Linked DNA regions of Mus musculus: all the other regions are linked to region 3. Evidence: chromatin loops called from intact Hi-C (ENCODE). Cell type or tissue: heart. All regions are shown on one strand. Region 1 has its middle 11 kb from the start of 6030442E23Rik. Region 2 holds the start of B130024G19Rik (RIKEN cDNA B130024G19 gene). Region 3 has its middle 33 kb from the start of Gm36260. Region 4 has its middle 8.7 kb from the start of Gm29683. Region 5 holds the start of Gm44689 (a long non-coding RNA gene). Region 6 has its middle 42 kb from the start of 4930441H08Rik. Region 7 has its middle 120 kb from the start of Gm44689.

The links. Peaks named below come from ENCODE experiments on the same cell type or tissue, not always from the same donor. Only the 100,000 strongest peaks of a DNase experiment are listed, where the experiment ranks them.
Region 1: it touches region 3 in a loop (2.6-fold over the local background); 4 of 42 quality-filtered maps call a loop at or near these places.
Region 2: a loop joins it to region 3, with 4 times the contacts of the local background. A loop is called at or near these places in 6 of 42 quality-filtered maps.
Region 4: it touches region 3 in a loop (13-fold over the local background); 12 of 42 quality-filtered maps call a loop at or near these places.
Region 5: a loop joins it to region 3, with 2.6 times the contacts of the local background. A loop is called at or near these places in 4 of 42 quality-filtered maps.
Region 6: a loop joins it to region 3, with 11 times the contacts of the local background. A loop is called at or near these places in 8 of 42 quality-filtered maps.
Region 7: it touches region 3 in a loop (2.7-fold over the local background); 6 of 42 quality-filtered maps call a loop at or near these places.

The regions. Positions count from the first base shown.
Region 1 is chr7:71,225,896-71,229,895 of GRCm38, forward strand. No RefSeq gene overlaps it. Among named protein-coding and RNA genes, the nearest start is that of 6030442E23Rik, 11 kb to the left of the region's middle. In heart, no CTCF peak of the experiment used is centred here; no DNase peak of the experiment used is centred here; H3K27me3 peaks cover 308 bases.
Region 2 is chr7:70,362,608-70,366,607 of GRCm38, forward strand. It overlaps B130024G19Rik (RIKEN cDNA B130024G19 gene), which reads left to right and starts at 2,776. Exons shown (of 11, transcript NR_045850.1): 1 at 2,776-2,884. It also overlaps a transcript of Nr2f2 not described here. In heart, a CTCF peak has its summit at 2,420 (motif pointing left); DNase peaks (open chromatin) are centred at 2,414 and 2,954; H3K4me3 peaks cover 3,465 bases; H3K27ac peaks cover 3,484 bases; H3K27me3 peaks cover 1,280 bases.
Region 3 is chr7:71,410,844-71,414,843 of GRCm38, forward strand. No RefSeq gene overlaps it. Among named protein-coding and RNA genes, the nearest start is that of Gm36260, 33 kb to the left of the region's middle. In heart, a CTCF peak has its summit at 1,521 (motif pointing left); DNase peaks (open chromatin) are centred at 828 and 1,478; H3K4me3 peaks cover 1,336 bases; H3K27ac peaks cover 1,653 bases.
Region 4 is chr7:70,344,568-70,348,567 of GRCm38, forward strand. No RefSeq gene overlaps it. Among named protein-coding and RNA genes, the nearest start is that of Gm29683, 8.7 kb to the left of the region's middle. In heart, a CTCF peak has its summit at 1,895; DNase peaks (open chromatin) are centred at 1,754, 3,144 and 3,854; H3K4me3 peaks cover 1,747 bases; H3K27ac peaks cover 1,912 bases; H3K27me3 peaks cover 2,899 bases.
Region 5 is chr7:71,702,383-71,706,382 of GRCm38, forward strand. It overlaps Gm44689 (a long non-coding RNA gene), which reads right to left and starts at 3,695. Exons shown (of 4, transcript XR_003946799.1): 1 at 3,588-3,695; 2 at 1-136. In heart, a CTCF peak has its summit at 2,094; DNase peaks (open chromatin) are centred at 2,479 and 3,319; H3K4me3 peaks cover 991 bases; H3K27ac peaks cover 1,558 bases.
Region 6 is chr7:71,865,248-71,869,247 of GRCm38, forward strand. No RefSeq gene overlaps it. Among named protein-coding and RNA genes, the nearest start is that of 4930441H08Rik, 42 kb to the right of the region's middle. In heart, a CTCF peak has its summit at 2,062 (motif pointing left); no DNase peak of the experiment used is centred here.
Region 7 is chr7:71,579,958-71,583,957 of GRCm38, forward strand. No RefSeq gene overlaps it. Among named protein-coding and RNA genes, the nearest start is that of Gm44689, 120 kb to the right of the region's middle. In heart, a CTCF peak has its summit at 2,048 (motif pointing left); DNase peaks (open chromatin) are centred at 2,024 and 3,984; H3K27ac peaks cover 174 bases.

The DNA.
Region 1 (4,000 bases), 180 kb before region 3:
TTAGTTAAGCCCAAGAACCCCCCTACTCCCCACTTTCTGGTATAATCTGCAAATATCTGGCTTCTGGTTTTCTGTGCCTCAGTTTCCTAATCTTTAAAATGGAACTATGTTTTTGGAAGCATGAAAGGATTCATTATAGTAAATACTTAAAACACTTCTTGATATGAAAGTCTAGACTTTGAGTAATAACATTTGTGCCCAGGGAAGACCCTCATGCGCCCTGACAGGAGAGAAGCCACACATGCCTAAGTAGGGCAGAAGGGAAGCAGTAGGGGAGAAGCCTCTCTCTATACCTGCCACTCGATCCTGTCGAAAAAGGAAAACTTTATTTATCTAGTAAATAAAGTCTTTCTTCTCCCAAGTGGCCCTGTGTATAATCCTGCAATAAATATTCTTTTTTTCTTATGATTTATAAATATAGATAGGATAGCTGAAGTTGGGACTCCTCTAAAGTAGAATCTGATCCCCATTGTGGTAAAATCATCCACCCTTCGCTCAGAGAGCTCTGCCCTTTGTTGGCTTCAGCTTCTCTCTTTTGAGCATTGCGTCTTCTGTGTTCAGTTCTTGCTAAACATGGAATGAGGTCAGGCTTTTAGCACTTCTAATAATTCTCCTTTTCAAAGGTCTCTCTCTCTCTCTCTCTCTCTCTCTCTCTCTCTCTCTCTCTCTCTCCCCCACCCCCCTTTTAGGCTTAGGTTTGCATTAACCCTCATTAACTCTTTCTTGAGCACAAGTATTGGTTTCAAGCCAATGCCAGAGGACATTAAACTTGCAGCATCTCCTGTCCCCAAGCTGGGACCTGGGAAAGATGTTTCCAAGTTGACTCTCAGATATTGGCCAGATCCCTCCTAATCGGTTCACATAAAGGTGTATTGCTATTCAGATAATGTCTTCCCTGCTCTACAGAAGGTTGTTGTACTGAGCTGTGATTGTGACAAATGATTTACTATTAGGGACATTCTGTAATTATTGTTCGGTGGGACCGCAGACCGATACATCATTAACATGATAGACGGGCTTTTATATCAGCAAAAATAACTAAATTAATAAAAATGGCTTCATTCCAAACCCTGTCAGAAAGCCAATACTCAGAACAATCAAATAGCAGTGGTACCTGAGAACGCTGTGGTTTATATCCCAGACAAATCATGTTTTATGCATAAGTAATAAAATATTTGTATTTATAATCTCTGTAATATGGGATGGTGTATGTTATAAAGCAGTAGATTTTTATAGAAATCAGAGCTAAACAAAATAGATACAAAATTTAAATATTTTGCTCCCACAGGATTTAAATTTAAAATGTATGCCTTTATGTACTCACGTTAGTTTGAAAATACTAAAATTTGCCAATGACATTTTTTCTCATAAGATCTCTTGAACAGTGAAAAACATTTTTAAAAAGATCTTAAAGATCAGCATATATTTCCCTTCCCTCTCTCCCTCCCTTCTTCTCTCCCCTTTTTCCTTCCTTCCTTCCTCCCTCCCTTCCTTCTTTCCTTTCCTTCCCTTCCCTTCCCTTTTCTTTCCCTCCCTCCCTCCCTCCCTCCCTTCCTTCCTTCCTTCCTTTCTTTATTCCTGACTTCTTCCTTCCCTCCCTTCCTCCCTCCCTCCCTTTCCCCTCCTTCCTTCATCACTCCCTCCCTCCTTTTCTTCCTCCCTTCCTCATTCCCTCCCTACTTTTCATCCTTTCTTCTTTCTCCTACTTACGTCCCCACTTTTTAATCAATAAATCCCTAATCATTAAGTATTTAGCCTCACAATTTTTACTTGTCTACCCAGAATACCACGAAAGAAAGATGTATTTTTTTTAATATATTCTGTAAGTAGAAGCTATGGAAACAAACTGTGAACCATAAGCACTCATGCTAAAACTCTTTAAAGCATATATAAGTACGACTCACAGTTATATTGCTAGATTCTCCCACTTTACACTGACAATAAATTTCAATGAGGAGTGACCATTAAAATAATGGAAAATCAAGGCTTAGACTCAAGAAATCAAGAAAGGGCTAAAACAGAGCTTAAGTGGTCTTTGATCATCTCTTCCTTCCTCCTTGTATATATTTCAATATATTTGAGACACTATCATTATCCAAAAGTCTTGCAATGAGATGTTCTTTGCCTTCCAGAACTCTTAGTATTTTGGAGTTGAAAAATGCACATATCCATATGTTAGCCACCATGCCCATCACTAGTGGAGTTGATTAGAACCCAGTCATCTCTCATTAAGCAACAGTGAACACCGCTGCAAAGAGAGGAAACACAGAGTGTACAAGTACAACCTTGTCTGATCAATCCCATTTTGCTACACATGAATTCAAGTTGGGTGATGCTGGTGTTCAGGTATACCTAACCACAACCTGGTTCCTGCAGACTCTTAGGATAAGAATTTACAGAACTGGGAGTGGCAAAGGGTCCAACTCAACTATGCGTATCCAATTACTCAAAAACAGCCTAACTTCATTTTTGTGTGATCCTATTTTGGATTTAAGCAATAACAAAACTTTTCAGAGCACTTTTAGTTTTAATAACACAGTTGAGATGAATGGAAAGTTTTATCCCCTGCCATTTTACAACATCTGGTCCTATCATTAATACCCAACATCTAAGGGGCACATTTATGACCTCCATTGCCAGGTGGTGTGTGGTCATAGCACACAGTTTCCACGCATGCTCAGTGCTGGTGCTGTGTGCTCTGTTGCTGTTCCATATTGTTTGTATTTGTCCTTTGTCACACTTCAACGGGCTTTTTTGACTTTTAATGCTTTCTTTAAAGATTAAAATTCATGCTTCAGTAAAATGCGCTTTCTTGCTGAAGCTGTTGCTATTGTAACACCCTAGACCTTTAAGAATTGTGTTCTTGTTGCTCCTTAATTCTTCAGAAATTTGAGTGACCTAATGCTTCACTCTATGATAAAGCCCAGTCATGGCAGAAATTGTTTAGAAAGGTGCTGCTGGCTTTGTGGAATTGGTATAAGTGTGCTTTCTAATTGTCTGCTTGTTGGATATTTCATTTAGAATGCTGTTTTAAAAGCAAGACCTCTCCCTAAAGTGATTTCAAAGAATGATGCTGTAACAACTCAGCCCTTCCAGTGTTCCCTGCAAGCCGGAAATCATTCTCCAGTGCAGCTTGTGACTGGGAAATTGTATGCAGTATAGCTCAAAGAAACAGAGAAGACACAGAAAATTGGCAAATTTTGAAACTCAAAGGAAGCTAAAGAACCATCCTATGCAGTGTCCCCCATGGTGACAGAAGGCATGTATGTAACCAGAGTCAACCTTCCTAGGGTAGACAGCAAGACCCCCACAATTGATTTTATGGCAAAAGCTTGATTGAGATCTATTTTAAACCTCATCTTCTCGGCTTTGGACTTCTCTTCAAGGAAGACAAATGCCCTTGAAAAGGAGTCTTAAAAGTATGATTCACAGACTCAGGAAGAATTACAGGATGCAGACAGCCTAGCGAAGTGCCTCCCCCAAGGACTTCATATTTCCTTCCTCTTAATCTGAGAGAGCCATTAAAAAGTTAGCCTGTTCCCTGGAGGCTCCTCCTCAGGATTCTCCTCAAAGGAAATGCTCACACGGAAAAGGTAATTTACCTAGACATGGTTTAAGAAGCAAGACTCCATTTCAGAGATTGGCAGTGCCTGGGTCTCTTTTTAGGACTCTTCCTAAAGTTAAGTAGCAAAGAGAGAATCAAAGGAAACATGTATCACAGACACACACACAGCACCCCTGTACCCATTATCATGTGTAGTCAACTCCCAAATTTGATAGCTTCATAGATAATATACAATCAAACGATACACATGAATCACACTCTCCCTCTGCAAACCAAGCTCCTGTTACCCAAATTTTGTATTCTGTCCAAAGAATGTTTGTAATTATTTGAGCTTCTAGTGGGAAATCTTTTTTTTTTTTTCCTGAGGGGTCGGGATGTGGGAGGAGAAGGAGATTCTTTGCTCTGGACCTTAGGGAGTGCTGTGGTCATTCCGCT
Region 2 (4,000 bases), 1.0 Mb before region 3:
TCTCAACTTTATCCTCTCTTATTGGTTTTAGCTAACTGGCCAGCCAGTGACCTGTCACACACCCGGTCATGAAAAGAGGGAGAAAGACCTTTCTGTCCGCTGATGGACAGGCGGAGGCAGCCTCTCAGCCTTGCCTGTGCACACCCTCTGTACACACATGTAAACGCACATGTATCAGATGCACATTTGTCAATGTACCCAGACAAAGACGTCCAAGACGACGCTTCTAGGTCATAGAACAGTTGAATATGGACTTCATTGTTCAAATTCTCTTTAAATACTCATATAGTCATTAAAACACACCCAGCGAGCCTGCTCCAAATGGCAATAATACCAGCATAACTCATAAGAGCCACAAACACGCCATAGTCTACCTCAGCCACTGCAGGAAAAACAAACAAACCCTACTGTCCGTGTCATTCATCTCAAGACGCTCAAACCAATGATATTGATGTATCTTTGACTTTGTGCCTCAGTTTTAACCATAAAGCATATATAGTTCTATAACCAACCTCCAGGACACATTATATTCTACTGACTAAACTTGCTGTTTGATTTAGACCCGCTAGTTGATTGTGAGAATTCCATAATTGTATGAGAAATTTGTTTTTAATAGGGAATACTTTGAACCAAGACAAAACTAAATCCATAAGTCAAACAGGTTTACCAACAATTAAATTATTTTTTTAACATAAAATTTGCTGAGCTACAAGAGGGAAAAGAAGACACCACAAAGAGTAAAACAACAACTTTAGGAAGCATCCTTGGTAGTGCAGAAATTTGGCAGTGTAAATTTTACTTTAGTAAAATGAACTGAACATACAGTTGACATGAGAAAACCACGCTTTCGGGGCAGTTTCTTTTGCACATAGAGACAGAGTGTGAGACAAGGAGGGCAGAAAGATATGGGCAGGCAGACGCTGACTTTTTGGCAAAGAGAAAAAAAAATCCTATTTAAGCTTCACCCTGAAATCTTTCTCAGCCTTCCCTTTCTCCACAGAACTCACATATTGCACTACAGCGGCAGGTGCTGTGATTATTTGAATGTTTTAAGAAATAACAAGCTATAGCAGGTACTAGCCTATCATAAACCTGGTGTGTAATAAGGTGGTCATAGAGTAAAGCTAGGCTGAGCACTTCTGGCTGATTAGAGACACCATATAACTTTCTCCTACAGAGAATAAGAAAGATAGAAAATAAGTCATTTCAGAGAATTGTGGGTCTTTAAAAAAAACTTCTCTGATTTAAGGAATTATTTGATACTGCAAATGTCAGATTAGAGGCAAGCTCAGCATATAGTGAGACTGAGGCTGACACAGGAAATTTAATAGGTAGCCCCATCTCGACTTAATAGATGAGCATAATTGATTATGGAGAAATGTTAATCTTGCCTCTCCAGTGCAGCCATTTCCATGTCAAGATTACTTTTTACACATACACACACACACACACACACACACACACACACACACGAAGAGGTGATTTTTGAGGAGAAGCTTCGTGTGTGTGTTCCTCATTTTTCAAGCTAAAGAAATTATAGACTTCAAATATATATATATATGTATATATATATATATATATATATATATATGTATATATGAATTGTAGAATTACAGCCAGCTAGGCACATAACTACCACAGAGTTAGAGGTGCTTCACTTTGTATTTTAGGACTCATTTAGCTATAGAAATGCTGTTTAGAAAGGGAAGGGAAAAAAATCACCACATGAATTGTAATTAATTTTACTGAGAGAATGAAGAGACAGGACAGCCGAATTGGGGATGGGGAGGAGCAAAAATATTTTTAAATGCCCTTCTTAAAGATGCTCAGCTGTCTTAACTCTAAGATTTAAAAGTCCTAAAATTAAAAGATACAACTCTATATGTTATTATTTTTAAAAACTCAGCCAAGCCCTTTACTGCAAATGTAAATCTATTTTAATGAGAATGGTGGCAAGCTTTATTTGACTGGTCAAAGTTAGGGGAAAACATTTGTCTTAATATGAAAAAAATATATATCCTCAGCTCCCAGGAATATGGTTTCCTTGCAGAAAGTGGTTGGCTAGTCTGTAATTCTTTACAGATTAAATCACAATATGAATACAGACCCCAGCAATTCCGAGTTTAACTCTGAGCTCAGTAGAATCCAGGATCCATTGAATTTCTCCTTTCCCTCAATCTAGTCGTGTGTGTTTTTCTCTTCCACCACACTGGAGCTCCGTGAATAGAGAAGGGGCTTCCATTGTGTCCCTCTGAACTTCCAAGTCAATGCAATTTTTAACCACTGGCTTGTGGTACTTTGAAAATCACCAGGGGCTGTCAGAGTTGGGTCCTCTGAAAAATTTACAGTGCTAAATCAGAGCATATGCTGGGAGGGAAAAAATTGCTTAAGATTGAAGTAAGTGCAGTATCTGTCTGCCCCCTAGTGTAAGAGTCCTTGCTGCCTAAAATCCAACTTTAAAAGAAAAGGAGCCCTTAAAGGGAAACGACTTGGGGCTCACGTAGGCATAGGAGAATGAAACTTCTGTACATTTTAATCTGAATAATTCTTCAGGATTGAAAATTATTTGGTTGTGGCTTGGTTGGACTGTGCTGGGATCTCGCTGCCTCTACGTTTCCGGAGTCTCTAGTGAAGAGATGATTTTTTTTTTTTTTGAAACTGGGTTTATGTGCGTCCCCCTCACCCCTCCTCTCTTTTTTCTTTCTGCCTCTGTCGTCTCTCTCGCTGGCTTTTTTTTTTTTTTTTTAATGAGGAACCGTTCCATGAACATTTTGCACAGAGCACAGAATTGCTTCTAAAGTCAGCCCGGCGCAGTTGCAATAGACAGCAAAAAGGTAAACGTTTGCCTGAAATCCGCACGCCAGCTTCACCACCCCGCCCGATGGTGAGTACCCTTCTCCTTGAGATTCTCCTAGCTTAACAGAGCGCTCTCCTTCCGGAACCGCGGCCGAGGGCGCCAGGCAAGGCTTTGGTCCCTGCCTGCCTGCCTGCTTGCCTGCCTGCATGTCAGCTGCACAAGGTTGCAAAATGAAGCGCAGAGGCAAATCGAACAGGAAATTCTGATACCCAAAGCCAGCCTAGCAGCCCCTTCGCTAGCAAACCTAGACAATCTGCTGCTTGGAAAACCAGGCATATAGGATTGGTTTTCAGTCAGTTCTATGGAAGGAAATGAGTTTGAGAAGACAGGACGAGGAGATGGGAGGCAACCGCAGTCTTTATGCTTCGGTTTAATCATATTTTGGCAGCTTTGCAATTGTATCCCCCCCTTCCACCTCTGCTACCACATACATGTAATAAAATATGGCAACGCACTGAATTGACTGCCCCCACCCTCCCCCAGACCCCTTCAACCACAGTCCGAGGCATTGCATACACGTTAGCAAAGCGATTTTCTGAAAAGCCCCAAGTCATCCCCAACCCCACACAGCACAAGGAGAAAAGTGAGAAAGAAGAGAAAGAGAAAAAAATACAGTAAGCAAACATACCAAAACCATATTTGCCTTGTTCAAGGTCCCAAACCGCTTGCATCTTCCTTCTAAACTGGAATAACTCTCCTTTAGTTTGGCGGGTGAAATAAATGCTTTGTTGGCCCCCTGAAAAGATGTGTCTTTGATAATTAAAGAGACTCTCCTCCTCGGTGTTTATCTAAGCGATTGTGCAAACTGATAAAAAAGTAGGCATTAGTCTGCAGGGAAAAAGAAAGGTGAAAGAAGAGATCTTCCACCTCAAGGAACTGCTTCCCTGTGTACCAGGCGCTCTCAGCCGTTGGAAAAGCCTGCACACTAACTTTAGAGAGAGAGAGACAGCTTCAGGGAGCTTTGTACATAGCTGCTGAGGAATGCAAGCCTCGCCTTTAAGAAAAAAAAACCCCAAACCGTAGGTAGGAGCTGTCTGGAGTGATCCTTGTCTCTCATCTGATGCCTTAGAAGGAAGAGTGCGTTGTTACACCTTGTTTGGGGCTGGAAAGAGGAGACTTTAAAAACACCCTTCCAATTGAAAA
Region 3 (4,000 bases):
TACCAAAAATAAAACTTTGCCCGAAATGATTTCAGCTCTTTCAGCCTGGTCCTCTTAAAAAACAACATACAACAACAATCGACAGATTAAATACGTAAGATCACCTGAGAATCATGATTTTCCCCCCTCTGTGGTTTATTCAGAAGTCAATTTGAAAATTATGAGAATGTATAATAACAGAAAGGTTGAAGGAAAATGCTCCTAAGTTAGTTCCTGTGTTTGATTTACTTAGAAGGGACACTAACCCCCGTAGAAAGGTGGTATCAGCTACTCCCTGAATGTCAGCTGCAGGCTTGCTTTCTACAGAGTTGCCCATGAGGGACAAATGAGGGAACGAAAGCAGATAAGTTCCAGAAACAGTCTGTTGGGTTTTTGTTTGTTTGTTTGCTTGTTTCTCAAAAAAAAAAAAAAAAAAAAAAAAAAAAAAAAGAGTGACTTTCGCTTCACTTAGTGGCTTTAAGAGCCGGGTGCACAGACTAAGGTTACAAAGTAGCCTTGGCGTCCCTTACATTGTTCTTTACAGGCTCTTGACACAGGCTCTGTGACTAACAGAAAGAGGCGGATCTTGAAGCAGATTGATCTAGAAACAAGGGTCCCCGAGAGCAGTTTCACTAGCGACTTGGGAGTCTAGAATGAGCCCCCAGGCTCCTCCGCCTTCCTCATGCCAGAGCTGCGGAGCCAGGAGCCAGGCTTTCCACCTCAAGCATCAAGGGCTATTGTAACAGCAATGTGCTAAAGCGCCACAATGGAGGATTAGGATAGAGACCGGAGGACTGACCTCTACTAAAAATAAAATTTGGCTCCCCTTGGGAATTCCTTCATGGATTGTGCAACCATGTACAGAATGCTTCAGGGACCGGCATATTTTCTGCCTCCCCCAACCCCCCAACCCCCCTTCACCAACAGACTTGGTGTACTCTGCCGTCCACACTGAAGACCACAGCTGTTTTGTTTGGACAGGCTGGTCTCAAAGTTTGAGCTTGCACACAAAAGGCTTATCACCGACACCAGCCTTTCTCTGACAGCTGTTTTCTTTCCCAGCCCCAGGGCTTTGGTTAAAGGAAGAAAAAAAAGGGGGGGGGGTTGCTGAAGAGAGAAACCGGGTTATCAGTAAACTCCAGTAGATACCTGCCTTCGAGACCTGAGGGAGACTCTCACACACTTTAATGCCACGCCGAACAACTAGTTTGATAAACTATTCATTCTCTCCTTAAAAGATGGTGTGGAAGCTGAGCCCAAATTACTTCCTATTAAAAAAAAAAAAAAAAAAAAAAAAAAGGCGAGGTACATTACAAGGGCTGCTATGCACGGAAAAGCGTGCCTGTGATCATGAGTTTGTGAGGTGTATCGTATCCCAGTAGCATGAGGCTGGCTGGAGGGAATCAGCTCCAGGTATGTGCGTGCTGCATCTAGGAGAACTGATAAAATCAGGGTCCTGTCAGCTGTGTAAATTGAGAGGAAGAGCCAACTTCAGCGGCTTCCTTCGGGAAGGTTGGTTTTGTGCTGGCGAACTGCTCCCCCTGGTGGATCCGCAGCTGCCATGTTCACAGAACCGTTCTGCAGGGACCAAAGGCGGTTAGAGGCAAACCCTCTGGAGGAAAGTTAACTTCAGGGCGCCCTCATCAATTCCAGCAGAATCCCTCCTGTGTATCATTGAGACTCTCTTATCTTCCCACCTTGTCACGTCCTGTGTCTGTTCTTCTTACCAGGGTCTTGTTGATTTGACGGGCATGAAAAAAAATCTCTTTTTGGTTCTCTATTTTATTTTATTTCCCTTTAAAAGTAAATCTAGATATATACAAGAAGGAAATTACCCACAGAGGGAACATTTTATTGTGACACCACTGTTTTCCATACACCCTATCCACTGTTGGGCATCTCGTTCATTCATACCTAGGCTCCTTGTTGTACTTATATGTTCTATAAGTTATATGAATTCCTGAAGACCAACTTGTTCCCATTAGTATACATTTCAGTGCTGATGTAAATAATTGATGTTGTTGTTTTTACTAAGAATGTTTTCTGTGTGCCCTGCTATGCAAGGATAGGAGGTGATGTTAACTGGGCATGGACAATTGTCTAGATCAAGTCTCTCACTTTTGAACATTCTGTAAAGTCAAACTGCAGCCTCTTTTCGAACACTTTATAAGCCAAATAAGGAGGGATTTTAAATATTTATTTAACAAGACATATTTTAAATAACCTACATATGTAAATAGAACGTTCTTAGCCTGTACATTATTGCCAGGTCGATTCTCATGTTCTGATATATAATTAATTACAGGCTTATTCCTCTGTAAACCAAAGCAGGAAATAATTCAGAGATGCCAGGTCACCAATGCCAACGAAATTGTAATACCTTCTTTTCAGCAGAATCGGCAAAAGAAATGTTGAGACAGTAATATCTGAGGTGTTCCAGGGAAAGTCTGTCTAGACGGTTGCTTGTTATCCTCATTTTGTCGCTCTCTCCTGATGCCCTCTGAGTCCTGAGACCTTCTCTCTCTGCTACCTAGGTGAGCTTGGAATAAGCACCTTCTAAGTTGAAAGCGAACTACCACATGGGTTCTGCGGATTGAACTCAGTTCACTGGGATTTTTCAGCAAGCTCCTCTTCTCCACTCAACCATCTTGCCAGCCCTTACACTTAATTTTTGATTGTATAAAATAAGTGTATTGTTATTTAAGTCCATGGTGTCACAAGTGTGTCCATAAAGCCAAAAACCTACATAAAATATTAAACTCAAACTCTGTGGAGTATCTTACCAGCTCAACCTCAGTGGGTTAATATTAACTTCATAGGAAAATGAAGGAAAGGCGAAACTATGTTAGTCTGTAGCTAACAATACAAATGAAAAACACTTAGGAATAATTCGTTCATGTCACGAGGACACACCAACCCACTGAGTGACAAACCTCCATTAGCAGCCCTGATCACACTTTCCCACACTCAGCACTTAATGCTCAGTGGACACTTTTGCTGTACTATATCAATAGATACTTTAAAAAATTGGGCATATAAACTAAGGGGAAAAAACAAAGCTGTTTGGTAGTTTGAAATGATGACATTGGGTTCAAAAATCTATGCCTGCATTGATATTATATCTCAGTGGTTAACATATATTGTCTATAGATAAGGGAATGGGGCTTGTGGAATATGAATCGCAACAGCTTCTTAAGTGAGTGCCCTGGAATTACCAGAAGAGGGAAATTAAAGGTTAAAAATGGCTGTTCCCGTTCTTTCTTCAGCGAGGCCTGTGAGGTGAAGGTTGTGATTAGAACTTCAGTGCTAATCAAGGAGGCCTCAAGGAATTCCAGTTGGGGATTTGAGGTGGAACTCTCTATTTGCCATAACTGAGATGTTAGGTTGGGCTTTTCTAATGATATATTGATTAAGTTGACATATACAGATGAGTAAAGAAAATTAACTTTCTGCAGAAAACAAATGGGACAAAGCTGGTGACAGTGGTCCATGCCTGTGATTCCTGAAATTCTCGGTGGATCAGCACCCCGAGAATAGCCTGGGGTTCTGAGAGAATGAAGCACTGCTTCAACAGAAGAAGAATAAACTGTGACAAAAAGATGCTTGGAATACACAAATATCAGTGTGATTTATAGCTCTGACTGTGTCAGTGTTCTTGTTAACAGTTCTGTTGAGGGTGCGGGAGAATTTTTTTTCTTTTCTGTTTCTTATTCTGTGTACAGCCACCATGCTGAGAATTTATATGAAACACACATAAGAAGCTGTTGAAATGTGGAGAGGAGACATCAGACTGACCTCGAATTTCAGGGCACAAGGAGAGCAAGAAAGAGCCTGAGTTTCGCCTTTCCTTCATTTTCCTATAAGAACTATATCTCAAAGAGCCAAGGAATCTGGAGTCTCGATGGGCATAGACGTGATTGTCTCTCATGATTGTTTCCCCTCTCTTCTCTTGCCCTCCTCTCTCCCTTCTCTCTGTTAGATGTCAAAGAACCAGGAAGCCAAGAAAGAAAGAAAAATAAAT
Region 4 (4,000 bases), 1.1 Mb before region 3:
TCCACTCTGCCCAGACACTTCACCGGGTTCTGAACCTTTTTGGAAAGAAAGGGATATTCTAAACACCCCATGCTGGAGGAGGTGATAGTTTGGCTATCATTGGCTGGTGAAGGGGACAGAGGTGGAGATGGACTTTTTGTCCTAGACCCCACCCCTACAAGCGGGGGTGGGGGATGGGGGGAGCTGAGACCATGCTGAGGGGAAAGGTTTTAAAAATATATCAGCACCCCTCTTTCCAGAACTCTCTCTCTGCCTTTGCAGCCACTTATGGGCTATGGAGACCCCATAGGCTCCCCTCTTTGTCTTCTGGGCTAGATATTCACTCCTTTATTCTCACGAAGCAGGGAGGCCAAAAAAGAGTACCAATAGCCTAAGGGACTGCCCCAGAGACAGGCAGGGACATAAATGGTGACACTTTGACAGAAGCAGCAGTTTCTGCTCCATGTAAATGATTACTAATGAAATAGTGGGGTTTGTTTTGTTTTATTTTGTTTGAGAGAGAGATAGAGAGAAAGAAAGAAACAAGAGAGACCCCCCCCCTGCACTGGCTGTAAAGAATAAAATTTGCCTTTGTTGGGAAAACAGTGTACTTTGGTAGATATTAAGCCGTTTTCCTTCTTGGGTGTAAGGCTACAGGAGAAGAAAAAGAAAGTAATGAGTGAAAAAGTCACTTGTAAATAATACAATTAAAAAGTAAATTTATTAACAAAATCCTAAAACAAAGCTAAAAACAGGAGACAAGAAACTGTTGGGAAGGCAAGGAGGAAGTAGAAAAAAAAATCTGTGAGTATCACTGAAGAATTCAAAGGATAAACTGGAGGCAAGAGCAACTGCCATTCCTTCTGACATTCCTAACTAGCCTGCTTTCTTGTTAAAAGGAGGGGAGCAGCTAGCCCTGAAGGTTGTAGTTTTATACTTGTATTTTAGCAACAAGTATCAAAAGATCTAAACTAATTGATTGCCGAGTTCCTTGGCCCTCCTCCAAACAGCAATATAGATTTAATTGTATGTTGCTTAAAACTCCATTTCTTGAACAGTGTGAAACATGTAATAAAAGCCATACGCCGTATCGAAGATTTTCCCCCTCTGCAAAAGCATAAATACTCAACTGACACTTGGAAGGAAAAAACATAGCTAATACCCCTAATGGGTTAAATTGGGGGGGGGGAGATCTGAAAGGGGTAGCTACATAATAAAATTTAAACTGTTAATCCATTTTAACTCATTCAAAATAACCTGCGGTTGTGGGTGGTGTTTTACTCCGGAGGGGTCATGGCGAGGAGACCCCACACCATACACCTGACTTGTTCTGAAGCGTTCCATCAAAACCGCATTCCACTTAAGGAAAGTTCTGCCCTTTCTCGAACAGGACTAGAACAAATTTGAAAGTTGTATCCCAACTACGGGGCCAGGAGTTCTCTGGCCAAGAGCCGTGGGAAGGCATTCAGCCGCTCTTGCTCTCCTCCGGCTTCAGTCTCCATGCAGACGTTGCCGTTGCCGAGAGCTCTTTAACAGCGCTGCGACAGCCTCCTTCTGCCCCTCCCGGACAGGCCCTATTCGCCCCATTGTCCTCTGTTATCCGTGACCCATAGTGGCTGTCCCAGTCTAAAGCCAACCCAGGTGCCTCCTCCGGCAACAGCTTCACGAAGAAGGGAAGAGCCCCGGCGCCACGCCTGCGATTTGGTCCGGGATCAAGCGCTGCAGCCAAGTTCCTGGCCGCCAGAAAGCAGGAGGCTCCGCGCATCGCGGGCCATGCCCTGTCGCGGCCACGAGGGCTGGCTGCAGGCGGAGAGCTGTAAAAATCCACGTGAGCCGCCCCTCCTCCTGCTGCCCGCAGCGGCCCCTGACACTGCAGCATTGAAGCCAGTCCGGAGGTCCCCAAGGTCTCCAAGTGTGACAGTACTCGGCATAGCGGGTAGATGGCACAATTTTCTAACATTTAGAGAGAGGAACCCACGCTGGGAGCAATAAGTCCATTTAAAAGCCCTTTATTTAAGAGGAACAAAGATAACTGACAAGCGGAGTACAGAGACATCTCAATGAAATTTCCAAAGAAGAAAGAGAATTCAGAAGCCAACGCAAATGCGAACTGGGCTTGATGGAACAGGCCAGCACTAACCCCTCCTCGGAAAAAAGGGGGTGGGGGAGGAAGAGAAAAGACAAAAAGAAAAGAAAAGAAAAAGAATAAAAATATAGTAGTTCATGGGACCGTGGGTGTTAAAGATCACAACCCAAACCAATTTCTGAAAATCCATGGTCCAGAGAACTTTAAATGACCAGGTGGACAAGGCAGGGTCAGGTTGTGAGGAACAGGATCAGGTTAGAGGAAAAGGTCTAGAAGTTTTGCCCCACTCTTGAAGGCTACCTCTGGTTGGTCTTAGTGGGATTAAGGAGTGTGAGGTAAGGTGGATAGACATACTCGCCTCTCCGGAGGCCTGAAGACCAGAGGCATCTGTCCTAGAGCTGTGCCCTAACTCAGTCAGACAGCATCCCAGGCCTTGAGAATCTAGTCAAAGCCAGAACATTTAAGCTACACAATTGCAGACTCAGGAGCAATCGCTATCTCTGCCAAACCAAGAAGGATGCTGGAGCACTCAGTGATGTCACACTTCATTCTGCCCTTAGAACCTTTGCTCCCCACCTGTAAATCTGTAGGCCAGGTACCTACACACTCTCCAAGAGAGGAAGATCCAAGGCCTTTGACAGAGGAGGAGGGATTTAGACACCAGGAGATGGATGAGACCTCCCCTCTGGTCCTCCTGGGTCTGAGTTGGCCCCGACGACCCTGACCTGCCTGCCTAGCTTTGGGAAGGGACACAGCGGCTAACGCCCGCAGGGGGTCAAATGATTGTATTTGGGTGGGTGCTCGCCGACGTATTTGCTGAGTAAACCTCCCTCGCTGTGCTGAAGGCGAATCCCCGTTGATAAATCCATCATTACCGTTTGGATTCAGGGAGGCAGCCGCGCCACTAAATTCATCTTACATTTGTAGCGCTTTAATAGACATTTATTAAATGCTTTTAGAGAGAGGCATGGGGCGCGTGATTACATCCTAGTTATAGACAGAACATAAAGACCCACGTTAACACCCATTTGCAGGAAGGAAGGAAGAGGTGGGGAGGGGGGTGGTAAGGCAGAGGGATGAAGCGTGGAGAGATGGGGAGGGCGGGGGCCATCGAGCCTGGGCGTTATTAACAAGGCTTGCCTGACGAAGCTAGGCGCAAGGCGAGAGCCACGGGAAGTCTCAGGCTGTAGAGGGAAGCATCCGCCCCACTAGCAGGTCGGGGTTTCCCTTTCCTTGTCCCCATCAATTCCCGCATGGGGGTCTCCTATTCTCTCTGCCAGAGCACAAGGGATGCCCACGCTGCCTCCGACCCTCTCTTCACTTTCTATCAGATCTCTCCAGCTAAACTAGGAAGAAATAGGAGGGACTTACCGAACTTCAGAGGCCTAAGACCCTGTTTAGGACACCCTTTGCCTCACATCTCCCAATAAAATAAGTACAGAGCTAGGCCAGGCCTTTTGCAGTATAAGCAGATGTTTCTACCATCCAGCAGGGTATCCCCGCAGGCTTAGAGGGCTCTTAGACCTGGCAAGTTGGAAGGCAGGATTCCTTCTCTGTCCATCACCAAAACGAACTCTGGATACCCTCTATAAGCCTCGGACTCTCTTAACTGAGAGTTCTCTTAACTGAGAACTTGTCCTGGGCTAGCCCCCCCCCCCACACACACACTTCCACTCAGAATGCTGAGCCTGAAGGGGTGCCCAAGACATTATAGGGCCTAACGCTTTCTAGAGAGCCCTGTCCCTAACAGCTCAGTGCCTCTACTCCGACAGCCTTGTGATGGCTCTCAGCTTGTTCTCACTCCCTGGGGACACGCTGCCGACCCCATCCCCATCGTAGTGGACCGAACTCTCGGCCCTTCCTGGCTCCTGGTAAGGAGCACTTCCGCTATCTCAAAGTTGCCATAAGAAAATAAATACAAGTGACATTGTACTG
Region 5 (4,000 bases), 290 kb after region 3:
GGTGCCCATTTTCTTCTTCTTCTTCTTCTTCTTCTTCTTCTTCTTCTTCTTCTTCTTCTTCTTCTTCTTCTTCTTCTTCTTCTTTCTTCTCCTCCTCCTCCTCCTTCTTTTTTCTTAGATTGTTGAAGTCTTTCTCCTACAGCAAGAACATATATTTTCTCTTGAATGTGCCCTAAAAATTCATATGAAAGCTAAGACATGAGAGTACAACATGAGTCAGGAGACTGACTGCAGTGTGTATGCATAGACAAGGGGGTGGATAGTCAGATAAAAAATAGCATTCCAGCCCATTTTAAATAGAAATGAAGAGTTGTACATGTGTATCAAAAAGATGATGCGTTCTGAGCAAAAAGCGGTCTGCTTACAAATCTTACTAAGAATAGCCATAACAGCCAACGGCCAGATTGTGTATTAAGTGCTTTTTCCTCTGGCTCTGGAGTTCACAGATTCCACACAGTCCTCTGGAGAGCTAACCTATTCAGTGACTTCTGTCAATTTTCAAAAATACAACGTGGGAAAGATGTTTTTTCCAGAAATACTTCAGAGATGAAAGTGCTTTCGGGTCTAATTGCTCATATTAGCAAGGGTTACTGGTGGACGCCTGAAGTGGGCAGATCGGTGAAGAGGTTTCTAGTTTCTCTTTCACCCCACCCAGACTCTTCTGCCCACTCATGGTGATTCCTCAATGCCCGTTTGCCTCTGTTGCTGACAGATGTGTTGATACCTCTTCTTCCTCCCCATCTCTGTCTCTCTTTCCCATCCATCATCAAAAATGAGAGGCCCCAGTTGGAAGCCTCTTCTTTTTTAACCTAAGCCCTACTGCTACCTTAGGTTCCTTAAATGTGTGAAGATGAAGATTCAAAACCTCAGGGGCTTCACTTCCTAACTAATTCCTCTCCAATAACTCCTATAACTATTTGACTCAGTCTTGATCCTGGCCATGTCCTTGTCCAAGCGAGCATCAGTCATATGGCCCCCTAACCATCACTTGTCATCTAGTCTTGGCTGGACCCCCTTCATTCTATGATGCTGTCTCTCTTCTCCTTTACATCTTCTTAGTTATCTTAAGTTGCTCATATTTCCTTGACCAACTACCCTTCTCTTTTCCATCTGGATTTTCCATTTCAATAAATAAAAACTATATATTATAATAAATGAGCTCCTAATATTTAATTTTTACTGGTTATTATCCCCTATCAATTATTCTGAGCCTTAAGTATTCAAGCCACCCATTTCTGGGCCTCCCTGCTACCAAATGTATGAATCTACCTAGGTCCTCACCCCACTTATTCCTGCTTTGTCACATTGAAGGCGACATCTGTCTTCCAACAAAGTTTGTTCCTTTCCCACTCCCCACCTCAGTGTTCTGATGACATCTCAATCACTTCAAGTCACCTCACATCTCATGTGCCCAAGATATAATGCATAACTGCCCCACCTGACCTTTTCTTCCATATTATTGCTCCAAGGGAACTGCTCAGCCAGTAACTGGTGGGGCTACTTTTGTTAAATCCTTTTTCCCTCGCACGCATTCTGTGTACTAACCTCCTTCATGCTCACCTCTTCCATCCTCCTCTTCTATTATCTGTTGCCATCTCTAGTCATCCCCATTACTCTAGTCTAATCTAGATGCCCTCTTTGATCTGATCTGATAAACTAGCTTCTGAATCAGCCAAGGACTCCTTCCACCAAACACGCAGAAGCTGTAGCCACACTAGGGTCCTTTAGTTCTCTCCTAACAGACAGTGTTTCCAACCTCCACACAGCCAACTCTGAAATAATCTTTCCCAAGCCTAGGATGCTCTTGGAAAAACTACTCACATGGTAGCCTTCCTTCTGCAATGCCCCTTTAGCACCGCCATGCACACCGTCTCCTGTAGGCCAGCGCCTTCACTATTTGCATATGGACATCAAGTACTCTTTTCTGACATTCTCTACTAGATTATAAACCATGAGGTTGAGATCTAAGACAATTTTCCAGTTTTGTTTTTGTTTTGTTCTATTCTCCTCAGAATCTTCTACAGTAAGACTTGGTAAGTATTTTTCCAATAAATGACTTCACAGCCCCTCCTAGAGGATGTTTAGAAGCACTGGAACCTCTCTGTAACATTCTGACCTCCCGAGGAAAAGGATTGGTGTCTCCTCCTTACCCGTGCCCTCAGCTGGTCAATGTTCCACAAGGCTCACTATATTTAATTTTGATCACCAGTCCTTAGAACCTCTTCTGGTTAGCCAGAGGGCTCCATCTAATTCTGGCATGAAACAGTCCGGTTTCTTTACAAATCCAGTACCACAAGAGAGCAATTTGGTCCTTATTGACCTCAGGCCAAGGGAGCTAGGGTCATCTTCAGGTGCTAAGAGACACAGGCTGCCTTAACAACAAAGGAAGACTGGATCAACAACCATCCAGAATTCATTCCCCCGGGGGGCACAGGTTGTCAAAAAACACATAAATATGTGCATTCGTGGATTAACTAGGGGAGGCCAACTCTGATGACTCAAAAGATGGAAACTGCAGGTTGACTAATCTGTTGACTCTGAAAGTCTTGGTCCTCAATCTACTTATGCCTTAGACTTGAACACTTGCCACAGACAACACTTAGTTTTTGTATTAGTGACACATTCTCCTTCAATGGGCCAGCCAGAAACCAAAACAATAGGGGAAAGGACAATCTTGCAAACGGCAGGAAGTCATTAGTAAATCCCAGCTCGGAAATTCTAGGTTCCTACTGGACTTTCTAGATAACCAGCCTTGAAGGACCAGGCTAAAGAAACTCCTTTTATTGCAATGCTTGACTTAAAACTACAGTCAAATCCATGGCAATTCAGATGTGGAGTCATGTGGAAGATGGTTTCATTTGGGACCCTGGAATTAGCAGGAGTAGACCTAGCCTGTTCTACTGAAGTTTGTTTTTTGTTTTGTTTTGTTTTTTGTTGGTTTTTCTTCTCATGTGGAAAACAGGAGTGAAACATCACTCCGTTCTCAGCATGGTGGTCAGAGGAAGTCATCCATGTGGAGCTCTCAGACAAAGACAGCTCTGAAATCACAAGGTCGCTCAGAATGTCACCTGCCCAGCGCAGCCAGCGCAGGCAGGCATCTCAGGGAAGGTCGGGCAGGATGCGCTAGCTCGCCCTGGGCGCGTGTGGCCGCGCGCAGCGAACAATGGGCGGGGAGCGGGGGTTGCGCCGCCGGCGCCCGCTTTCCGGACTCTTGGCCGCACACATCCCGCCTTTGTTTCCCCGCCGGGCCGCGCGTGTCGCCGACGCGCCATCCCACCAAGCGTTTCCGGCCGTCCGCGCCGCGCCCCAGGCCGTGAGGTCGCCTGGAGGAAGCGGCGGGCGGCGGGGCGGCAGTCCGGACCGAGGGAGAGCCACCGCCCGCTGTGCTCTGGGGAGGCCTGTGAGCAGCGATAAGGATGGGGAGCCATTGTCTGCAAGCGGCCCTGCGGGCGAGGACCGCAGGCATTACCGCCCACACTGATCGCCAACCTCCGCTTACCGGGGACTCCACCTAATCACTCCACCTGGCCCACACTGGACTAGTTCTGGTCACACCCAGCTGTCCATAACCAGATCACCGTACACACCTGACAACTGGGCTGGCCACCTCCACTCTGCCCACTCTTTCACTCTGTATTCAGCTTGACTTTGCCCACCTGGTCTGATTGCTCTCCAAAATCCAACCTATTTGAGTGCTAGAGGGGGAAAAAAAGCCATACATTTACTAGTACAGTCGCACCTCCTCCCCCTCTTTTCATCCCACCTACCTAATTACTTCTCATCTAGCCCCCTCCCCTATGATTTGTCATATGTTTATGGGAATGTGCTTGGGACTGCGTTTCTGTCTGTCAGTTGTCCTTCTGTGTGTCCGTGTGTTTGTGTTCAGTGGGTAGTCACAAATGCTGTTGTTCCTGGTTGCTATTGCAGCTTCATAGTAAGAAGATAGCTTTTCTTAGCACTCTTCCCTGTCTGGCTCTTAAAATATGTTGTCCTTGAGATA
Region 6 (4,000 bases), 450 kb after region 3:
CTGGAACGTTCATTAAAGTTTCCAGGGTTAAAGCCTGTAAAAGAAGAAGACACTGCACCACGCATGCAGTTTGATCAGAATTCCAAAATCTACATGCAGATGGAAATGGTCAGTGAGATCCACACTCGGTCCCTTTCTCTGCCCTCTGCACCCTCTCCTTCCCTCTGTACAATCTTACAGATCTTTGAGTGATTAGAGGCGCCCAGAAGAGAATGGCCAATGGTACTCTGTGGTTTCAATGTAGTCTGAAGATTAAACCCCTATGAAAATGATGTCTCTTCTCCACTCGCCTGCCCCCTCCCCTCTAGAAGCAGCTGCTTTTCACATTTAAATGTAGCAGGGGTAACAAGAGCCTCTTTTATCAGCTAGACCTATTCATAAGGCATTAAAATACATGCAGTTTCTTAATCCCTGGTGCAGCTCTAAGGGGCCTCAGCTTTGTGCTGAAATAGCACGTATCTTTTAAAAGTAACCGATGGAAATCATCTTCCCCACCAAACCAGTCTGTTAAAAGCAGCTCTCCCCAAGGTCTCCGCAGAGCACAAATGGAGTCCAGTCTTAGTGTGTGTCCAGCTTTCTTCTCCCCTGTAAAAGCGCTCCAGAAACAATGCCCAAGTTTGTTTATAAGCAGCCGCAGCCACTCAGCAAGATGTATCTTTCTTCTTTTATCCCACCCCCTGCCCCCAACATCCAGATCTCATACCCATCTTCAAGGCAGCGCAACTTGGCAATGTGCAGTGCCCCTTCTGGGAACAGCACTGCTACAGGAGCCAATCTGAACTTGCTGAGCAAGGTCACTTTCAGAGGCAGATCTTTCTGACCGCTCAGTCTTCAGGCACGGTGGGCACGGGTAAAAAAACAGGGTCAGGTAGAAAATCACTCGGATTCCTCCTTAATCCACGGGCCTCCGGAGCAGCTTAGGGAGGGACAGCAATGCCTTAGCCACCAAGAAAGCTGTCTTTTAGGCAGGTAGAAATCCACAGAACCTTGTGATATGTACATACACATAAATGTACATGTGATATATTCTACATGTATGGACATTTTTGTTTGCAACAGATAGCTCTGTTTCCTTAAATAAGCTTCTAAAAATAGCATAAGGCACAGTGTTAATACAAAGAACATATTTAAAATACATACATGCATACGCAAAACTGGTCTGAATTATACTTAATTCTTGTGGTTGTTTTTAACTCCCTAAATGTGCATCTTTCCCACATATTTAAATTAAGGCTGATTTTAAACCTCATTGTAACTCTCCCCCCAACACATATATATACACACATGTGTGTGAGAGTAATATATATATATATATATATATATATATATATGAATATTCTTAAATATTCCAACTTCCATCTAAACACATCTGGCTTTTTGGCTTTCTATTTTTCTATGTGGAGTCGGGCTTTCTAATCCTTGGCTTTATTGCTAATGAAAAAGAGAACATTGATTTTGATTTTCCGTGTTTATTTTTGATTAGAGACTTCTATGGAGGGGCATGGCAGTCTTCTCATAACCTGAGTTCTACCTTTGAAAAAAATATATATATATATATTTCTACTACCAAAATGTATATCTATAATGATGTTAGATTTTAAGTTCCTCCAACTGGTTTTCTATTGTGATCCAATCCATTCCAACTTTCCCCTCCTTCTCTAGCTTATCCCCTCTCTCTTTCATTTGAGGATAAAGTCTGATGAGTGCCCCTGCTTGCACCCACTATTCCTTTCCTTTATACAACATTAGAAGTCAAAGCAGGAGATCTGGCTCCCTTAGCACCCCCTCCTCATTATTAAACAAGGCCTCTGGGAATGAGACTCATCAGCTAGGAACAGGGGGGGACAAACACCTCCACCATCTCACTTCTTTCATGGGACATGTCCCTCTCACAAAGGTTGTAAGGTTTTTAATAAAAGGGAAAAAATCTTCAGGTAATTCTGAGTGCCCTTTAATACCATTAAAGGAAAACTTAATTCCAATCACTGAGATTTATTGAAAATCTTACCCTGGCCTCAGCAGTTGCGCTTGAACCATGGAACTTGACTGCCCTCTACTGGGCTTGAAGGGAATAGGTACAGGCTGGGAGAACCTGAAGAAGACGTTCCTGGGTTGTTTCATCAATAATCATAGGCATAAGCCTAGGAAATTTACACTAATATAGATGTTTCTCATATTCAAAACCAATGTGACTGTATGTAAACAATCTAACTTTCCTCATATCCCAGACTGTAATGCGGTGTGTGTGTGTGTGTATGTTTTCTTTGAAACAGTCATGTCAAATCCAGGTGAAGTAATGAAGTCATGTCAAATCCAGGTGAAGTAATGAAGCAAGCCGAAGTATGAACAAGCATTCATTTCTTCCACTTGGATATTAAGCTGAGTCATTTGCCATGGCTGTTATAGCCTTTTGGAGGAAATGTCTCCCTTTAGCCATACTTAGAGGAGAACATCTAAAACTTTTCTTAAATTGAAGTAAAAGAGCTAAAGGCTCGTGAGATAGCTCAGGGCCAAATGCATGCCTGACAACCAAGTTCCATTCCTGGGGCCTACAGGGTGGAAAGAGAACTACTACAGTTGCTTTCTGACCTTCACCTTTGCATGGTAGCACAAATCCCTACACACCAAACAATGCAATAGATGTAATTTGCAAGGAGATGAAAATCACCATATATGACATCATAATTAAAGGCACCCAGTTTATGCTCGTTGGGAGGAGCATTGGTGAGATGGATTTATATCTGTCCGTTCCTTGTATCTGTCAGTATCAAATGAAGTCATCTTCCGAATTGGTTCCATAAGCAAGAGCTTTGGACTTTCTCCGTCTTCATCATTTTCTGAGAAGTGGTATAAATGAATCCAGGATGATTGATAATTCTGGAGCGAGGATCATTAATGCCAACAGGAAAAAAAATTCACCCTCAATTATAATTGTGATACTACGTCAAACAGATAGAGGAAATCCTAATCCCGAGCTCTATTAAAATGCACTTATTTCAATTTCCAGTTGCTATGTATGTCCTATTAGCAGCCTGACATTTTGAGTAGTACACTAATTCATATGAATTGGGTTTTAAATGAAAGCTTTCAAGTCAAGCTCTATGGAACACTGAGTATAAGATAAGACCAGAATTAGCAAGGGAATGAGGTGTTACTTTCCCTACCAGCCTGCCTTCTTGTCTGAAGGAGCCAAACCCAACTGCTCCAACTTATGCGATGCTTTCATCTCGAGGACTTCACCCACAGGTGAAGCGCCTGTCCACTTCACCCCACTTTTCTTTGGAGGTCATTAGAAGCAGAGGCAGTTCTAAGTCTGCAGTTAACATATTAAATATCAGAGGGGAAATGGGAGCAGTGCTCGAAGGACCTCTCCTAGTGGGGCATTTTGGACAGGTCTATATTCTACAACATCATACAGAGTGGGCTAAGTGGATCTTTACCGAGGTTAGTAACAAGAGAGAAAGCGGCGTGGAGGGGGGTGGGGCGGCTCTGGTATTTCACTTAGCCACCACAGAGGTTGTGGGGACTAGAGCCCCTGGGACTCTGTATTCTAGTGAACGCCTCTCCACCGTAGGTCTTTCTGGATCCTAGGACCTCACACTTGACTCTGCAGGGAAAGCTTGCTGTGCACACACGGAATCAGGACGTGAACACGGCAAGTCTTCTGCAGAGGTGAGGTGCCTGACATATGCCGCATGAGTCCCTAACAGGGACTCTACCACTTAGGGATCTTATTAAAACCATTTTCCCAACTTCACCTTACTCATCTGTAAAATGAGGAACTTAGAAGCAACGTTTATGTTCCTAAAAACCAAAGGTGCATTTCTGCCGCTAGGTATAAACATACCTGAATCATTTTTAGATTCCACTAAATTCACTAAACTATACCACTAAATTAAGTCTTTAGCTCTCTCTGGGAGCAAACAACAATGAAATATGTGACAAGGAAATCAGAAGAGTTGGGATAACTTTTATATTTTCACCTTTCAGGTACGAGGTT
Region 7 (4,000 bases), 170 kb after region 3:
TTATCCACATGTGTCGCAGATGCGGCAATACAAATATATGTTCAGAGACCTTACCTGGAAAATTCATCCTTCACCATCCACAACCTGATAAAAGGCCTGGGAAGCAAAGCTCAGGGCACTGAGGTTGCAGAAGCTGCACAGCACAGGAACAGTTATTTAAAGTGAAGCAAGTAGGGAGAATTGTAGTTAGAATTCAACTGTGCTAGAGACTTACGTACATTTTTTTTCTATAAAGACTGTTATATGTTATAATGAGGCACAATTGGGTATAATTGCAGGGGTGTCCCATGTGGGGAATCATGCCATAGCACAAGACCAGTATAAAGATTTATTTTGGGGAAGAGAAAAGGGTGGAGGCAGAGAGAGGGTGAGGAAGACAGGAAGACAAGAAGAAAGACAGGAAGAGAGGAAGAGATGAGCCAGGAACATGTAGGGAGAGAGACAGAGACAGAGACAGAGAGACAGACAGAGAGAGAGAGAGAGAGAGAGAGAGAGAGAGAGAGAGAGAGAGAGAGAGGTCTTCTTATATGCCTGGCTCAATGCTAGCAAGCAGCAGTGCAAGCTCTTGCAAGGTAACTATTGGGCAGAGCCTAGTGAATTGTCTGTAAGTGAAAACAGTCTATAAATTATTAAAGCTGTACATTTATGTATACATCTTTCTATTGCTGCTTCAAAAGTTGCTAGGGCTCCATTTGTCTCAGCCCCTCCCTTACTTTCTACACTCTCTATCTCTCTGCCTTCTCCCTTTAGCACATACATACACCCCTACAAAGTTAATTATTATTTTTTACTAAAGTTCCTTTTAATTCCCAATGTGTAAGCTTTTATCTATTGTCATAATCAAAGAAAAAAAATTCTTATAACTGTTATAATTATTTAGTCATCACTTCTTCTTAGTTGGAAAGATCTGGTCAAAGTTGATCCTGATTTAGAGAGTCATCAATTTCCTCCTAAATATCAAGGGTTTTCAAAATATAATTATTTCAGCAAGCATTTAATAGATGCACCGCCATGAGCCAACAAAGACTATCACCAGAGATGAGAACGGGTTGAGGAAGGTTGAATGGTGGGCATGCCTCTGTCAAGAACTGGCTTGTCACCTCTAAGACCCATGTCAACTTTGGAGGGGTATATAAGTTCAATTAAATAGGTTATAAAAATTGATTCTAAGCTCAGTGTTTGAAAATAAAATTTCAAAATAAAGTCTAAAAAATGGAATAAGTACATTTGTCTACATTAAAACTTTGATCTTCTGTCCTTCCAAGCCAAAGATTTTAGATGTCTGTCTACATTTTCAAATTAAAATGTGGCATGACATATGACCAAAATCAAAGCAAGGAACAGAAATAAAAGCAGAACTATCTTTTAAAGTCAGGATCTATTCCCTATGGGTATTTTTTATTCTTGGTGTGAGCATGATTTTAACATTAAAAAACAGCTCCATCACTCTCTTTTTAATCTTGTGCTATATTCCCCTTCTCAAATTCAATGTTTGGCAAGAGCAGAGCACAAAATAAGTAAATGTGGTGGAGGGGAGAAAGAAAGACAGACAGACAGATAGAAATAAAAGAAGGGAAAGAAAGAAAAAAAGAAAAAAGAAAGAGAGAGAGAAAGAAAGATGCTGTTTCTCAATGTCCAATGTCTACTGTTGCTGTAAAATAATTATAAGAAGATTTTGTTTTCACTGCAGGATTATGGTGGTAGTGTGCTTATGCCATTTTCTGAAGGACTCAGATAAAATGGGGACATTCATTATTTAAGTGGACATACACACACCTTCTCCAGGAACTAACTGACACATCATCTGATAATCAAAGTTCTCTCTTGTTTTCAAATATGTGGATTCTCTCAAGTGCAAAGTTTTATTTCTGAGTACTTCCTAATTTGATCCAGGGGAAACTATTAGTCATGCTAAAGCAACTCCCATTGGATCTTCGGCTGCATTACACTAAATTCCAGATAATTCTTTAAATAGGCACACTGCTGGCCTCTCTTGCTCCCAAGGAGCTATTTTTAACATCATGTGACTTTGCTGCCCTCCTGTGGCTGCTCCTTAGGGTTCCCCGACCTTGCTTTAGGTCTGTGGGTTCCAGTGACCCTTTCCATAGGCCATCCACACTCCAGTACTGACTATTCCTTGCCATTCATGCACCATTTACCTTCATGTGCCGGCAACAGGTGGATGGAGTGAACAAATATTCTACTAAAACATTTTAAGCATCCTTCTTCAAGTTGGTTCAGTGACACAGGAAGAACCATACCAATTTCCTAATTCAGGTAAATATATTCCCATTGGCTTTCCCATTTCTTTGATTGTTAGAGGGAGCATCTTCTGCTGTTCTCCTACATAGCTTTTTGAATCAGGCAATCTCTACAATTACCTTCTCATCTGAGCCACTGAACATCAAAATAGCCATAGGCAACATTTAACTGAATCAATATAGATGTGTGTTCTAATAAAGTTTTCTCAAACTATAAAATCGTGGGCTACTGTGGATGCTACTTTACCCCTATAGACCATGCGTTATCGCTTCTTGATCCCTAGTTATTTCCCATTATATTAAATGTTAAAAGAATTTTTCTTGATAAGTTAATTGATAATACATTAATGAATTAATGAAGCCCATTTAAAATCAAATACATTATTTTTGAAACTTCCCTTCTATGATTGAATTTGTAGAAATTCTGGCATGTTCTAGTTCAATCTTTTACGTTGTGTTCTCTACATTGGCATATGGAATCTCTGGGTGATTTTTTTCAATTATCAAGCAAGTAATCCATTACAACCCATCTTCACCCATCAGTTTGCAAGGACTCCCTTCTTCCCATTGTAGCATGGCTACTCCTCTTCAGGAATACAGTGTCTATTATTCTTTCTTCAATCGTTGCCAAACTGACACAGCTGTGAGCATCTTTGACCTGCCACTCTCTTTCCTAATTATCTCTAACCTGTCATAAGTTTGGCTTCTTAGAGACATTTCCTTAATATCAGTCTCTTCAAGTGTATTTTTCTGTGCTTGTTTATGTATCCTCACCATTGGGTAAATAATTTCTCAACTGAACTTCCTCTCATGTTGAACTGACATTTTCTTGTACTCAGTCTAGTGGCTTCTTGATAATAAAGTCTGTGCTTCTTATCTCCCATAGCTAGCCTCACCTGACCTCCCCATGCCCAGCTTCTCCGGGTTCCAATTTGACCATGTAATTTTTATGAAAGCCTTTCTTCATAGGGCTGTAAAAGACAGTCTTCCTTCCTCAGATAATTACCCCGGTGTCTATCCTTTCCTTAATCTACCCATACTTCCCTTAGTCATGTTTATCCAACTATAGACTCAGTCGCCAGACAATGGCTCAACCCCAAACACCATTATTATTGTATTCTGTGTCCTCCTGGACCAGTGCCCACTCCATTCTATATTCATCCTTTCATATTCTAGGTTTCTCTCGTTAAACTCTAACTCCCTAAGCAAAGGAATGCCTTAGTCTTCTTCATGTTTCTAGTACCACATATTTGACTTTGAAGGCTATGAGTAAAGATTGAATTAAAACCTGGACAAAAAAGTGAATAAACATAATAATGAATTTACTCATTGATGAGCAAAATATTCTGTGCTCCTCTTAATGTTGGCCTTGGCATAAGAAAACAGTTTCCCAAAAGAACATTCTGTCCTTCAAACTCTACTGAGTGTATTTGTACTGAACTACTTTCTAAACCTCCTCTGTGTTAAAACAAAACAAAATGACCAGTCCTATTGGATGCTTTGAACTTCAATTAAATAGCAGCTTCCTCTACTGGTGGCAGTCTAAGTTTGAACCACGTAATCAACTACAATGGCTCATCTCTGCATCTAGTTGGCAAGAACTCAAGTAGAGTGATAGAGATCAGGCTGCCTGATGGCTATAACAGGGCCAAAGCAGAGGTCAGGGCTGGGTCTCTGGCTACACTAACAAACCATTCCCATCCCCACCCAAGGACAAATGCAGCTGGGATTTTATAGCC